Regions from separate parts of the Homo sapiens genome. Here regions 1 and 2 are each linked to region 3. The links are chromatin contacts, found by Hi-C or POLR2A ChIA-PET in ENCODE. All regions are on one chromosome and are shown on one strand. Each heading gives the region's core, a stretch centred on a gene start or an enhancer-like site at or near the end of the contact. The rest is flanking DNA. Distances are from core to core; before and after follow the strand shown.

The links. A loop is a pair of places that touch in the nucleus more often than their neighbours do. ChIA-PET counts read pairs that join two places held with the same protein, here RNA polymerase II (POLR2A). Pooled maps may share reads with other maps.
Region 1: a pooled map shows a loop between it and region 3 (6-fold over the local background). The contact joins the promoter of SCO1 here to the promoter of UBB in region 3. A Hi-C loop is called at or near these places in 2 of 50 pooled maps. POLR2A ChIA-PET finds 5 or more read pairs at or near these places in 2 of 52 experiments (GM10248 and endothelial cell of umbilical vein).
Region 2: POLR2A ChIA-PET joins it to region 3 with 25 read pairs in IMR-90. The contact joins the promoter of GLP2R here to the promoter of UBB in region 3. POLR2A ChIA-PET finds 5 or more read pairs at or near these places in 2 of 52 experiments (H1 and IMR-90).

The regions. Positions count from the first base shown.
Region 1 is chr17:10,694,713-10,699,529 of GRCh38, reverse strand. It overlaps SCO1 (synthesis of cytochrome C oxidase 1), which reads left to right and starts at 1,997. Exons shown (of 6, transcript NM_004589.4): 1 at 1,997-2,295; 2 at 3,699-3,789. The coding sequence starts at 2,023. It overlaps ADPRM (ADP-ribose/CDP-alcohol diphosphatase, manganese dependent), which reads right to left and starts at 1,936. Exons shown (of 4, transcript NM_020233.5): 1 at 1,863-1,936. RefSeq lists a silencer at 1,569-1,898 and enhancers at 2,019-2,068, 1,784-2,078, 1,372-2,196, 2,197-3,020.
Region 2 is chr17:9,822,936-9,827,945 of GRCh38, reverse strand. GLP2R (glucagon like peptide 2 receptor) reads right to left here and starts at 2,022. Exons shown (of 13, transcript NM_004246.3): 1 at 1,694-2,022. The coding sequence starts at 1,882.
Region 3 is chr17:16,379,712-16,384,382 of GRCh38, reverse strand. It overlaps UBB (ubiquitin B), which reads right to left and starts at 3,292. Exons shown (of 2, transcript NM_018955.4): 1 at 3,199-3,292; 2 at 1,643-2,481. The coding sequence starts at 2,475. The coding sequence ends at 1,786. RefSeq lists an enhancer at 3,313-3,592.

The DNA of each region.
Region 1 (4,817 bases), core at 748-3,247, 5.7 Mb after region 3:
AAAAAAAAAAAGAAAGAAAAGAAAAATATCTAACTTGGAAAACAAAACATAAACCTCATTTGGTGACTTTGGTGGTTTCACAGCAGTAATAAAAGTGATAAGGTCTATAAGGGATAACACTGTAGGCGCCTTCTGGCACTAAAGTTTCATGGGTCCTTGCCATCAGGCTCAGGTGTTACTAGCAATTCATCCAAAATGCAGTTATAAAACACCTACTTTGAGCCAGGAACTATATTTTATATTTATTTTATTTATTTTTTAGAGGCAGAGTCTTGCTTTGTTGCCCAGACTGGAAGGCAGTGGCCCGATCACAGCTCACTGCAGCTTCAAACTCCTAGGCTCCAGTGACCCACTCACCTCAGCCTCCCAAAGTGATGGGATTACAGGCGTGAGCCACCACATCTGGCCCCAAGAACTGTTTTCAATGATAGCATTTTATTTAATATTATAAAATTAATATGAAGAAGTTGCTACTAAAAGAAGCACTTTAGCAAATAAAATTTAATAGATCAGGTAGAAACACTGACTTCAATCTTAATTTGGGTGGCTGATCAGGTAACCTACAATTGGGCAATCAGAGATGAACAATAATTTTGTATGCTATCTGCCTGACTACACAAGGTACTTTTATGTCTTTTTGTCAATTACAAGAAAAAATTATCCCTGGGCAAACAAATACACAAAGATAAAAGAGCAAAAATCCTACCCACAGGCAACTATAAGATAGAAAAAAATAGTTTGATTAACGACTTGAAGTGCTGAACAAACATTTAAGAACTTTGGCAGAAATTTCTGAAAATTCTAGTCCAACCGCGAATCAAGAAACACAGGTAACACTATGTTCCGTTACTGGGTTAGAGAACAGAACAGTTGGCTAGTTTGGCTAACTCATAGAAAACAAGCAAACCAACCATGCTCTGGTCCAACAATCATCAGAGCACGAGTTTCTCCTACTCAGAGTCGGTCCCATGGGGGAAAAAAAAGCCACACAGGAGCGGGATCTGTAGTTAAGGAAGATAATTAGAGGACGATTTTCCTTTTTTTATTTCTCTGTATTTTGTAAAGCAACCACCGAGGTAGGGGCGGGGAGGGAGTGGTTAATATTGCGGATATTAAGATATAAATAAAGGCAGATGAAATGAAGTTAGACTTTCACAAAGAACGAAAAACCTACGAATGCTCTTGGCCTCATTAACAAGGAACATAAGCAGTTCCAGATGAGGAACCCATAACAAACTTCAAATAACGAAACTGTAGGGAGCAAGGGAGTCCGTGAGAGTATTTTAAGAAACTGGGACCCAGGAAGACTAAGTTAACGGATGGGATATCATGCTGTCTATATTTCTTTACACACTGCTATGCTTTATTAATTAGGTTACATTATAATGTTAAATAACTAGAAGCGCTGGGCATTTAAAGTTCTTCCAGACCGCCCTAACCACTCAAATTATCCTAATTAGCAATTTTTTTTAAGTTAAAGACTATTTCAATCGCAATGGGTCGGTTTCTATTTCAAAGATGTAAAGGAGTCAACATTCTGGCACTTCCTCTTGGCCGGCAGGACGAGGTTGACAAAGTCGGCCAGACAAGGTAGGGTTATGGGGGCTGCCCAGTCCCGTGGGTCTCTAGGCAGTGTGTTCTCTCTTCCGAGGTGGGGGTGTCCCCGGCGCGAGGAGCTAGCTGTGGTCACCGAAGCCCACGACCAAAGCGGGGGCCCCCAGCGCTTGGGGCCGCCTTGCCTCGGCCCAGCCGCGCACCTGGACCCCTAAGGCAGCCCCCTTCCCGGCGCTCCGCTGTCCCGCGGCCCCGCAGCACCGCCCAGCCCGCGCCAGACCCGCCTCCAGCCGCAGGGAACTACCTACCGTGCGCCGGCCCCTGGGCTGAAAGGCCTCTGACTACGGGCTATGTAACAGCGCCACCAACGAGCGGGACGGACAGAGCGACTCCTTCCGACTTCCGGAGGAAGCGGAACGCTACCGGAAATCGCGGGGAGGGTCAAAGGAGACCCGGTCTCCGAGGCTCATGGCGATGCTGGTCCTAGTACCCGGACGAGTTATGCGGCCTCTGGGTGGCCAACTTTGGCGCTTCTTGCCTCGCGGACTCGAGTTTTGGGGCCCAGCCGAGGGGACTGCGAGAGTCTTGCTGAGGCAGTTCTGCGCGCGGCAAGCGGAGGCGTGGCGTGCCTCGGGGCGCCCTGGCTATTGCCTGGGAACCCGGCCCCTCAGCACTGCGAGGCCGCCACCCCCGTGGTCGCAGAAGGGCCCCGGAGACTCCACGCGCCCCTCGAAGCCCGGGGTGAGTGCACACCTGGAACCCTTCTGGTGCTCGTCGCGGCTGTCGGCCAGCCCAGCGGCCACATCCCACTTGGTCGTAACCTCAGACACTACTCCGCCTCCCCTAAAGTTGTCCTTAGCTTGCGCGCCTTACCTGGGTCATGGAATTTCATCCTACATTTCCCGTGCCTTGCGGGTAGTCCCAGTTCTCCACAGAGAACTTGAGACTTTACACCCTCTCCACGTGGCTGGATGCCCCGACTTGGATTTTATGTTAGCGTTTCCATCAAAAAAAAAAAAAAAATTAAGTTTCAGGTTTTCTTAAGGGTATGAACCTAAAGTTTACCGTGATTGAGAAGTCAGAGGACTTTTATAATTTGTCACTTGAGCCCCATCCAGAGTTCCATGTATACGTTGAAATTGAAACAAAAAGTGGAACTTAGTTATGTGTGGATCTGCCTTTTTCTTGGGGTTCTCTCGAGTTCTAATTCTGACCCAGAAATAACTTGAGAGCCACTACCCTGTGGTAAGAGAAGTGGGTTTTTGGAGCTACGGGAAGGTTAATGAGTTAGGCCTAGTCTAGTTGGCCAACATCATCTTCATTTGGGGAGTTGAATAAGGGTACAAAGAAATAATGGGTGTAATTTGCAAGAAGCTCCACTTTTAGATTCCTCTTCTACTTTGGCATTGTTACTTCTGGAAGCCAGAGTTAAGTTAACCTCCCAAATTTCGTTTGGTCTATTTATCTCAGTATCAGCATAAGCAGATAATTGTTTTTTGTGTGTGTGTTTTTGGATTTTGGTTTTTGTTTTGAGACGGAGTTTTGCTCTTTTGCCCAGGCTGGAGTGCAGTGGCCCTATCTCGGCCCACTGCAACGTCCGCCTCCCGGGTTCAAGCGATTCTCCTGCCTCAGCCTCCCGTGTAGCTGGGTTTAGAGGGGTCCGCTACCACGCCCGGCTAATTTTTGTATTTTCAGTGGAGATGGGGTTTCACCATGTTGGCCATGCTGGTCTCAAACTCCCGACCTCAGGTGATCCACCCGCCTCCGCCTCCCAAAGTGCTGGGATTACAGGCGTGACCCACCGCGCCCGGCCATAATTGGTTTTAAAGTCATTACTGGAGCTAGGGTCACACATAGTAACAATCGTGGTACTTGAGCTTTTTTTTTTTTTTTTTTTTTTTTTTATTTACATGAAGAGAACTGACTTAGGGAACTTTCCCCTGGAGATGAATGCCTTTGTAGTTCAGATCCCAGACCTAACTGCATCCACAGAAACTTTGAGCATTTTCTCATCCCTGAAACATTTTGCACATTTAACATCATGGCCTGTGTGTATGTATATTAAAAACTACTTTAATAAGTTTGTATGGTTAAATGTTTGCATCTTACTAGAATTTTTATGTTTGAAATCCCTGCCCCAGTAGCCTGTTTCCTGGAAGTCTTTAGCAATCACATTTGCTATTGGAGGAGCTTTACTGGCTGGAATGAAGCACGTCAAGAAAGAAAAGGCAGAGAGTAAGTAGATTATCATCTGCTCAGCCCTGTATAAAGGTCTTCCTGGCTATGGACTAGCACCTTTTTTGTTGTTTTTTAGCTTTTTGTTTTGAAACAACTTTAGATTTACCAAAAAATTGCAAAGATAGCATAGGTTCTACATACCTTTCACCCAGCTTCCCCTAATATTAACATCTTGTATAACCATGACACATTTTTCATGACTAAGAAATTTTAAATGGCACACAACTATTAAATTACAGATTGTATTTGGATTTCACTTGTTTTTCTATCAATGTCTTTTATTTGTTCCAGGATCCAAGCTAGGATACCACTGCATAACAATGTTAAAAGATATACTGTGGATAGATTTGACTGGGCAAGATGAAATCTGGAGGGTACGAAGATGAGTAAGATGTAGTCGAGCCTTTGAGGTGCACACGGAAGGGAAACAGACACAGAAGTAAAGTATTTTACTAGATGCGATTCTGCCAGGCCAGAAGGAAGCTTACCATGTTGTGAGAGCAAAAGCAAGTCCCAGCCTTGAGATTTGAGAAGGCTTCCTAGAGATCAGGCAAGGAGCATAGTGCGAGTAGATACTGCATGCCCTCTGTGGATGAGGGGGAGGTGAAAAGAGCCTGGTCAGGAAATGCCAGGAACTGCTCTGGATTAGCATCTTGAAATATTTAGAAATTATTTATAAGAACTTTGCATTTTAGTGAATATCCTAGGACTTTTAAGATTTGGTTTAGAGGTTTTAGGTAAATCTTTAAAGTATTGCTTAAATCTTTCCATTCTTTGGAGTCTCTTTTGATAACATTATATACAAAGGTTAATGATTAAATCTGGGAATTCATAGGCTTTAGGAACTTAGCAGTGTTAAGTTTTGTACTGACATACATATATATGAGACTCTTTGGCATAATAAGTAGTATTGGGTAAGATTTTCATAGTCTAATAAGCAGTAAGTTTCTTTAGTTTCACAAAGAAACAAAAGCTAGGAAAGTTGTGGCGGGAAAATTCTAGAATATGGAAGCTTTTTTTGACTT
Region 2 (5,010 bases), core at 773-3,272, 6.6 Mb after region 3:
TCTACTGCCCAGACTGGAGTGCAATGGCGTGATCTTGGCTCACTGCAACCTCCACCTCCAGGTTCAAGCAATTCTCCTGCCTCAGCCTCCTGAGCAACTGGCATTACAGGCACACACCACCATGCCCAGATAATTTTTGTATTTTTTAGTACAGACGGGGTTTCACCACGTTGGCCAGGCCGGACTTGAACTCCTGACCTTGTGATCTGCCCACCTCAGCCTCCCAAAGTGTTGGGGTTACAGGCGTGAGCTACCGTGCCCAGTCTGAGCCATTCCTTAAGCTACTTTCGTTATTCAGACAAGTGGAACTGGGGTTCCTTCCCATCATCCTTTTATACTGCCCATAGCCCAGTATCCAAATGGAAACTTGGAAAGAGGACGAAGGTCTAATCTTCTTGGATAGAATAAAGCAAGCTACCAGCATGCCCAACGATAGAGGATAGTTAAAGACATTACAATAAACCCTTAAAGCCCTTAAATATTATACCATGGATCTACATTTACTAACATGGACGAATGTTGCTCAACTTCTCCGAGACTCAGTTTACTCATCTGTAAAAGGGGATTAACAAGAGAACCTCAGTCTATAGGGTTGCTGAGAACACAGAAGGAGAAAATATGAGGAACGGGGGCACCTGGCACTCAACCCAGTGCAGAGCAAGTGCTCCATAGTGATGTCAGCTGTGTTATTAGTGTATTTTGTTATGAAGAAAGCAGATTACAAAATAATATTTATAGTATGTGCCTGTGTTTGTTTAAAAAAAAAAACTGTATGTAGGCCTGGTACAGTGGCTCATGCCTATAATCTCAGCACTTTGGGAGGCCGAGGCGGGTAGATCACTTGAGGTCAGGAGTTCAAGACCAGCCTGGCCAACATGGTGAAACCCCATCTCTACTAAAATACAAAAATTAGCCGGGTGGTGGCACGTACCTGTAATCCCAGCTACTCAGGAGGCTGAGGCAGGAAAATCACTTGAACCCGGGAGGCAGAGGTTGCAGTGAGCCAAGATCTCACCACTGCACTTCAGCCTGGGCGACAGAGCGAGACCCCATCTCAAAAAACAAACAAACAAACAAACAAAAAACTGTATGCAAACAATGGTAGAAAAATGTCTGGAAGTATAAGCCCCCAAATGTGAATGAGGATGATCTGCAGCTGTTGGAAGTAGAGTGATTTGTAGTTTGCATTTCACTTCTTTGAATTGTATTTTAAAAAAACAATTAGCGTTCAACATTTTTGTAATGAAAGGAAAAAGGAAACAGAAGGGAAAGGAAAGGAAAGGAAAAAGAAAAATGGATTTGCTCAACCTAAATACTCAAAGCTGGGAGAATACTGAAGACAAACAGAAGGATATGTGCAGCAATTGTAAATGCTATTTGCAGAACTCACATTGACGTGGGGAAATGCTTATAATATGATGCGGGGCTGGTTGGGGGGACCAGGACACAACATGTTTTATGCTTCCTAATATCAGCTGTTGTAAAAAAAAACAAATGCATAGAGAAAAGGTTTGAGGACAATATGCCAAAATATGAACAGTGATTACCTTTGAATGCTAGGATTATGGCGGCTCATTATTTTCTTAATACTGTTTTCTCTTTTCCAAATTGCTTACATGAGGCCTAAATTGCTTCTTTAAAAAAAAATCAGGAAATACAACTGATAATAATAATAATAATGAACTGCTCTTACTTGCTTGATGGAAACCAGCAGGACCAGAGTGAGGAAGGGCCTCCCAGGGGCCCAGAGAGAGCACTTCCTGTGGAAGGAGAGAGGACTGGTCCCCCAGGGGGCAGGGATGCCCATGGGCAGCTCGTGGACGCCAGGCAGGAGTCCCGCGCTTCCTCTCCCAGGCCCTGCCCTGCTCGATCCCAGCTTCATCTTCCTCGTGCACCTTCACAAGTAGGGGTACATCTCTCTAGCCGTCCAAGATGCACCGCAGGCAGCCTCCTCTTGCATTCCTCTTGGTCCACAGAGGAAATGTTTGCACAAATCCTCTCCACGCTGCGCCGAGAGTGTCTGAGGCGGTCTAGAGCAATCTACGGAGTCTTCAGAGTTCCTTCTCGGCCCTGGCTCATCCCCCGCCCCTGCCCCCCCAAAAGCAGGGAGATTTTTCCCAGACCTTCCCTAAGTCAGCTGTGCTTTCTGGGACTTCCTTGACAGGCTGAGGAGAAAGAACAAGGCGGTCAGCGGGCTCCACCCTGAAGGTTCTGCTCAATGCACGAAGCTGGCTGAGACAGGCTGGGGTTCGAGCTACAGAGGAATGGCTGGCAGAAGGCGATGGGGCTCGAGCCAGTTTAGAGGCAGGTGTCTTTTTGAGGCAGGGTATTTCTTTCTAAGGCATTAAGCTTGTCCAGGCTGGGCTGAGGCTAACCACAAAGGCAAAATCTCCTCTGGGTCCTGTTTATGCAGAGACTGCAGGAGAGGTGGTTGCTCAGCTCAGGAGAGAACAGCTCCCAGCCCAGGCCATGAAGCAAAAACCCAATCAGCGGCGTAGGTTATGCCTACACAATAGCAAAACAGTGTGTTGAAAAGTGCAACATTCACTCATCTTGAATGCCCACTTGTTCTAAGCACATGTGGCTCAGCCCACCTGACAGACCCTTTTATGGAATTGATGATACATCACTTACTAACCAGCACAGGAGTAGGCTGTCCCCACAACTCACATTGACAACGTCTTTTAACCCACCATCCTATTTCGCACATCCTGACAATAACCCCATGAGGATACGATGAATTCTCCATTTGACAGCTGAGAAACATTGAGGCTCAGAGAGGTTGGATGGCTTGCCCAAAGCCACACAGCAAGTAAACAGCAGAACCGGATAGGCAGGTCTTCTGACCAGAGTTGCTTGAGCACAGGTACTTGGGAGGGTGCCCTGTCCTGCCCCTGCCCTCTCCGGTGAGTTCTTAGCAGGCTCATCGCCATGCCTCCCAAAGGCTCTGCTTGGAACTTCTTACTCCACCTCTCCCAGGCCAGCTCCCAGCGTCCCTGCAATGTCTCCCAGCCTCCCAAATTGGAGGCCCAGGTGGAAGATGTCTTGATTGGTTGGAACAGTGAGTCAGCAAGAGGCAAGAAGAACATGTTTTCACTTCGTTTTTGGTTTTGTTTTTGTGTTATTTTTTCCTTCCCTCTTCAAGTCAAACATAGGAACTCATCCTGGGTAACTTTTCAACTGAATGAATTCTGAACAGTTGGGAAAAGCAGCCATGCTTTTCTTAATAGACATCCCTAAAAATCTTAAAAACTCCATGTGACAAGATTTTAGACCTTAACAATGAAAAGCTCAACTAGAACAAAGACCCTAGAAATGGACTCAGAGTGGTGTCACCTCTGGAATTGACGTGGTCATCTCTCTGGGATGGCAGAGAGCAGGATGGAGTGACCCAGAGGGAGAAAGTACCCAAGGGATGGACTTTGGTCATTGAATGTGGCTGCAACTCCGTTCTGTGAGTGCTCATTAAAGATCATCTTCCAAGTTGCATGCTGGAAAATGGTCTGTCTTTAAAGAAAATACCTGCTTTGCAAGAATATTCCATCTCATCTCTTGCAACTTTTTCTCAAAAACATCCTTTATTTCTGAAGGGATGAAAGTTGGGGGCCACACACGACTTCCCCACCCATTGGCTGGTTGCCCTCTAGCGATGGAACTTAGTAAGGCCTCTTCCCTTGAGACTGGACACCCCACCAGGCCAGTGAGAGCACAGGACACAGGTGCCCAGACTCGGCCAGCGGCAAAGTATAGATGGAGTGATATTAACCCAGTATCACTGTCTAGCCCAGGCACATAGATTCCAGATTCTGTCTGGGGGGTATTCAGGAGGTGTCTAACACATCATCAAGAGCCTGTGTGTTTTCAGGATGCTCTGCAGAATCTTCTGCCCTCACACCTTCATCAGTGTCCTCTGCCCGAGGAGTTCCTTAAAAATCTTCAGCATCACTGCTCCTGCCAGTGCCCCGTTCAGTGAGGGCCTGAGCGATGGTGCCCAGGGTTCTGTCTTCTAGCATCTGCGGGCCCCTGGCCTCAGAACCCTGCAGCCAAGTGGGATACATGCTGCCCTCCCCATTCTGCACAGCACCTTGGCCCTGAGGTAGCCTGCCTGTACCTCGCATCACCCAGCATCCCTGGAACAAGCATCTGTTTTCCGTAGTCCTTCTCTACATAGAGCTGGACAAGAAACAGGCCTATGAAGTCCTTGGGATTCCCTGATTCCGGAATCCAACACTAAGGACCTGCTCCATGCAAAAGGCAATGGTGAGGCTGTCTCACCAAGACAGCCACCCAAACAGCCCCTGGTCTTCCATCAAAACCAGCACCCTCCACAACAGCCAAAAGGTGGAAAAAACCCAGGTGTCTGAATAGATGAACAAAATGCTATCCAACAAACACAGGGAATATTATTCTGCCTTGAAAAAGGAAGGACATTCTGACACATGCTACAACATGCATGAAGCTTGAGGACATTATGCTAAGCGAAGTAAGCAAGTCACAAAGGGACGGATACTGTATGAGTGCACTTACAGGAGGCACCTAGAGTAGTCAAATTCATAGAAACAGAGAGAAGAATGGTGGCTGCCAAGCAGAGGAGGAAGGGCAATGGGAGTTGTGTGATGGGTACAGATGATGAAAGATGAAAAGAGTTCTGGAGGTGGATGGTGGTGATGGTTGCACAACACTGTGAGCGTAGTTAATGCCACTAAACTTTGCACTTAAAAATGGTTGAGATGCCAGCCTGACCAACATGGTGAAACCCCGCCTCTACTAAAAATACAAAAATTAGCCGGGTGTGGTGACGTGCGCTTGTAATCCCAGCTACTCTAGAGGGTGAGGCAGGAGAATCACTTGAACCCGGGAGGCGGAGGTTGCAGTGAGCCAAGATTATGCCACTGCACCCCAGCCTGGGCGACAGAGTGAGACTCCATATCAAAAAAAAAAAAAAAAAAAAAAAAGATTGAGATGGCCAAGTGTGGTGGCTCATGCCGGTAATCCCACACTCTGGGAGGC
Region 3 (4,671 bases), core at 2,043-4,542:
TCCTTACTCTAAGTATGCACTTACCATGCCAGTTTTAGTACCAGAAAACATTATTTCTCTACTATAAACCTGGGAAAAACAGCGCTCCCCACACCATTCCCAATTTTGTGCCAAGATGAGAATCACATTTATTGAAGTTACATTACAGAAGATAGTGAAGGGGAAAGATTGAGAACTTCCTTAGTACACCCTTACTCCAATATTTTCTATTAGCACTGCACATGTATTACTGCCTAGTGTCCATTGGCATAGAAGCCTAAGAACTGCTTATGTTGCCAGTCTTAGACAAGGATAAGCATTTTTAACAAATACAGGTAAAATCTCATTTGTTGCTGCAATCTTTTCACAATAAAGTTAAGCTGTGTCATTAAGAACCAACAGCGTGGCCGGGCGTGATGGCTCATGCCTGTAATCCCAGCACTTTGAGAGGTCAAGGTGGGCGGATCACTTGAGGCCAGGAGTTTGAGACCAGCTTGGTCAACATGGTAAAACCCCAACTCTACTGAAAATACAAAAATTAGCTGGTGTGCCCCTGTAGTCCCAGCTATGTGGGGGACTGAGGCAGGAGAACTGCTTGAACCTGGGAGGTGGAGGTTGCAGTGAGCCGAGATCGCACCACTGCACTCCAGCCTGGGGCAAGAGAGACTGTCCAAAAAAAAAGTGAGGAACCACTTTAACTTGCCACCTAACTTATCAAGATCAGGAAGATTGTCTTAGATCAGAATACCGTTTTCAACATTAAGTACCTGCAAGCCATCTTTCTCCTCAGCCAGTCGTCTTCCATACTCGGTGATTAGCTGCTGCTTGGCTCATCAGTTAAAGCATATACAGCAAAGAGACAAGATTATGGTCCCATACTACCACCCAGGTTAAACACTTTGGTGTAATACACTACAGAGCAATAAACACACAGCTCATAGTCACCCAATTAATTGCAGAACTGAAAGCAGTTACGTTACCACTATTCAAGCAGCCTCAATCAAAACTTTGTTTCTCCAGCAATCCTTGATTAGGTCTCAACAGGCACATTTGCTTTCCTTCAATGTAAAGAAAATGCCTGCAATCACTTGAGCCCAGGAATGATAGTGAGCTGTCATCGTGCCACTGTATACCAGTCTGGACTACAGAGCAAGACCATCTTTTAAAAAGCCTGCATATCCAACTTTTTGAGATGTTGTCTTGCTCTGTCGCCAGGCTGGGGTGCAGTGGCACGATCTCGGCTCACTGCAACCTCTGCCTCCCAGGTTCAAGTGATTCTCCTGCCTCAGCCTCCCGAATAGCTGGGACTACAGGCAGGCGACACGACGCCCAGCTAATTTTTTTCTTTTAGTAGAGACAAGGTTTCACCATGTTGGCCAGGGTGGTCTCCATATCTTGACCTCGTGATCCGCCTGCCTCGGCCTCCCAACAGACTTTAAATTCGAGCTTCAGAAAGTTTGCCATTTACCCAGGATCCTAACTTGTAATGACTTAAACAGCAAAGAAGGCTCTTGCCCCTCAGCCCACCCAAGTGTATACCAAAGTCAAGTGACTTAACTTTGAGCACATTACCAATCTCAAAATTAAATCCCTAAACATTTTCACCAGTTTTAAGCGTACCCACACATCACTAGAGAATTTCATGACAAAACACCAAGTATGCTACCATGCAACGAAACCTTTATTAACATTTTGAACAGGTTCAGCTATTACTGAAACTTGTAATTTCTAAACTTAAGTTGGGGCAAATGGCTATAGTGCAGAGTAATGCCATCACTGGGCACTGCGAATGCCATGACTGAAGAATTAACAGCCACCCCTCAGGCGCAGGACCAGGTGCAGGGTCGACTCTTTCTGGATGTTGTAGTCAGAAAGAGTGCGGCCATCTTCCAGCTGCTTGCCTGCAAAGATGAGCCTCTGCTGGTCGGGGGGGATGCCTTCTTTATCTTGGATCTTGGCCTTCACATTTTCGATGGTGTCACTGGGCTCCACCTCCAGAGTGATGGTCTTGCCGGTCAGGGTCTTCACGAAGATCTGCATACCACCTCTCAGACGCAGGACCAGGTGCAGGGTCGACTCCTTCTGGATGTTGTAGTCAGAAAGAGTGCGGCCATCTTCCAGCTGCTTGCCTGCAAAGATGAGCCTCTGCTGGTCGGGAGGGATGCCTTCTTTATCCTGGATCTTGGCCTTCACATTTTCGATGGTGTCACTGGGCTCCACTTCCAGGGTGATGGTCTTGCCGGTCAGGGTCTTCACGAAGATCTGCATACCACCTCTCAGACGCAGGACCAGGTGCAGGGTCGACTCCTTCTGGATGTTGTAGTCAGAAAGAGTACGGCCATCTTCCAGCTGCTTGCCTGCAAAGATGAGCCTCTGCTGGTCGGGGGGAATGCCTTCCTTATCCTGGATCTTGGCCTTCACATTTTCGATGGTGTCACTGGGCTCCACCTCAAGGGTGATGGTCTTGCCGGTAAGGGTTTTCACGAAGATCTGCATTTTGACCTAGTTTAAAAGTAAAACATAAGCGTGTCACCTCAGGATCATTGTATTTCTTGCTTTTACACCTAATATTCTTCAAAATTAGCAACTATTCCTTCAAAATGCCTTAAATACGTTAATATTCCGCAAGCCTCCCCTCAATTTTACAAGGCTAAGTCACTTAATACGAAATTCGTCATTCAAGGTTTCAACGTCAACAGCGGAAAATCCAGAGCGCTCTCTTACCAAGCGTCCACAGCTTTCCCCACTAACTGTTCCGGATATTCAAACTCCCCCGACCGAACTCCAATCTGCCTCAAACCTAAGCACGGTGTTAGGCAAACTGAAAACAAAACCAAACCCACAAGACTCGCGAAATAAAAATCCCATTGAAACACAAGAAGGGGCACCTTTCTCACACTGGGATTCCAAAGTAAAGGCTTCCAGAAACCACACAAACTACCTCTTTTCCGCCTTCCCCGCGAAGTAAACTCGACAGAATCGCCGATCGGTTAGGCGTCCGTTAGTTTCCGTCAACGCGCGCGCGCGCCAACCGCCCTCGCCCCCCTCAGGTCAACAAGGCCCACTGTCCCGGAAAGGCCCAGCGCCGCGTCACCTCGCCCTCCCCTCCCCCACGCCCTCCCCTCAGCGGCCCACCCAACCCCAAGAAGCCTCCACCTTGACCTCACCCATTCCCCCCTCTCACACCCCCCCAAGGTCGTTACGGCTGCGGGCCAGTACCTGTTAGCGGATACCAGGATCCTGCCAATCACCAACCACGTCCACCCACAGGGACACAAACAAGCTCACCCAACAAAGCCAACCGCCCCTAAATGCTCCGGGCTGGCGGAGCGCAAATTTATGCAACGAGTGTTGCGTCACTTATCACCCCTCACGTAGACGCCGTCTCCGTGCGCCGCTGAAAGTAGTTCGCCGCGCCCAACCTCCCGAGAGGCAGTTTAGGCTTTTCAACTGAGCCCCAAATTCCTCATAGCCGTAAGAAAGGCTCCTAAAAAATTATTTCCCTTCTCCTCTATGCGCTTCTCTTCCTTCTTTAGGAAAATATAAGAAAATTATCAGGCGGATGAATTTGAGTTGAAGAAACCTTCCTCGAAAGCTCTGGAAACTTCCTTGCAGCGCCGGCACTGATTGGTTAGGCCTGCGAAGGCGAGGTCGGCGCTGATTGGTGGGGGACGCGGTGGCTCTGTTGTTGCTGGGCTCCACCTGGGGTGGCTTAGCGCCGAGGTTGCTAAGTAACTGAGCGCGCGTGCGCCGCACAGGCGCGCCGTCCTGAAAGAGGGTATTTCCGGCGGGAGAAGGAGGGGGGGTCTTTCCTTTTTTTTCTTGAGACGGAGTTTCGCTCTTGTTTCCCAGGCTGGAGTGCAATGGCGCGATCTCGGCTCATCGCAACCTCCGCCTCCCGGGTTCAAGCGATTCTCCTGCCTCAGCCTCCCAAGTAGCTGGGATTACAGGCATGCGCCACCACGTCCGGCTAATTTTTTGTATTTTTAGTAGAGACGGGGGTTTCACCATGTTTGTCAGGCTGGTCTCGAACTCCTGACCTCAGGTAATCCACCCGCCTCGGCCTGCCAAAGTGGGCCGCCGCGCCTCAGAAGCGGGACGGCGTGGCACCCGATATCGAGACACCTGATGGTGATTGTGAAGCACAATTCCCTCTCCCATGTTTTAAAAACGCGCGCCCCTGGCCGGGCGCGGAGGCTCACGCCTGTAATCCCAGCACTTTGGGAGGCCGAGGCGGGTGGATCATGAGGTCAGGGGTTCAAGACCAGCCTGGCCAAGGTGGTGAAACCCCGTCTCTACTAAAAATACAAAAAAATTAGCCGGGCGTGGTGGCGGGCGCCTGTAATCCCAGCTACTTGGGAGGCTGAGGCAGATAATTGCTTGAACCTAGGAGGCAGAGATTGCAGTGGGCCGAGAATGTGCCACTGCATTCCAGTCTGGCGACAGAGTGAGACTCTGTCTCAACAAACAGACAAACAAAAAACACGAGCCCCTCATACACTGGCCAGTTGTTTTTGCTTTTTTGTGACAAAGTCTGGCTGTGTCCCCAGGCTGGTGTGCAGTGGTGTGATCACCGTTCACTGCAGCCTTGACCTCCAGGGCTCAAGTTATCCTGCCACCTCAGCCTCCCAAGTGGCTGGGACCGTGGACCACGCCTGGCTTTTTAATTTTGTATTTATTTTTTGAGACGGA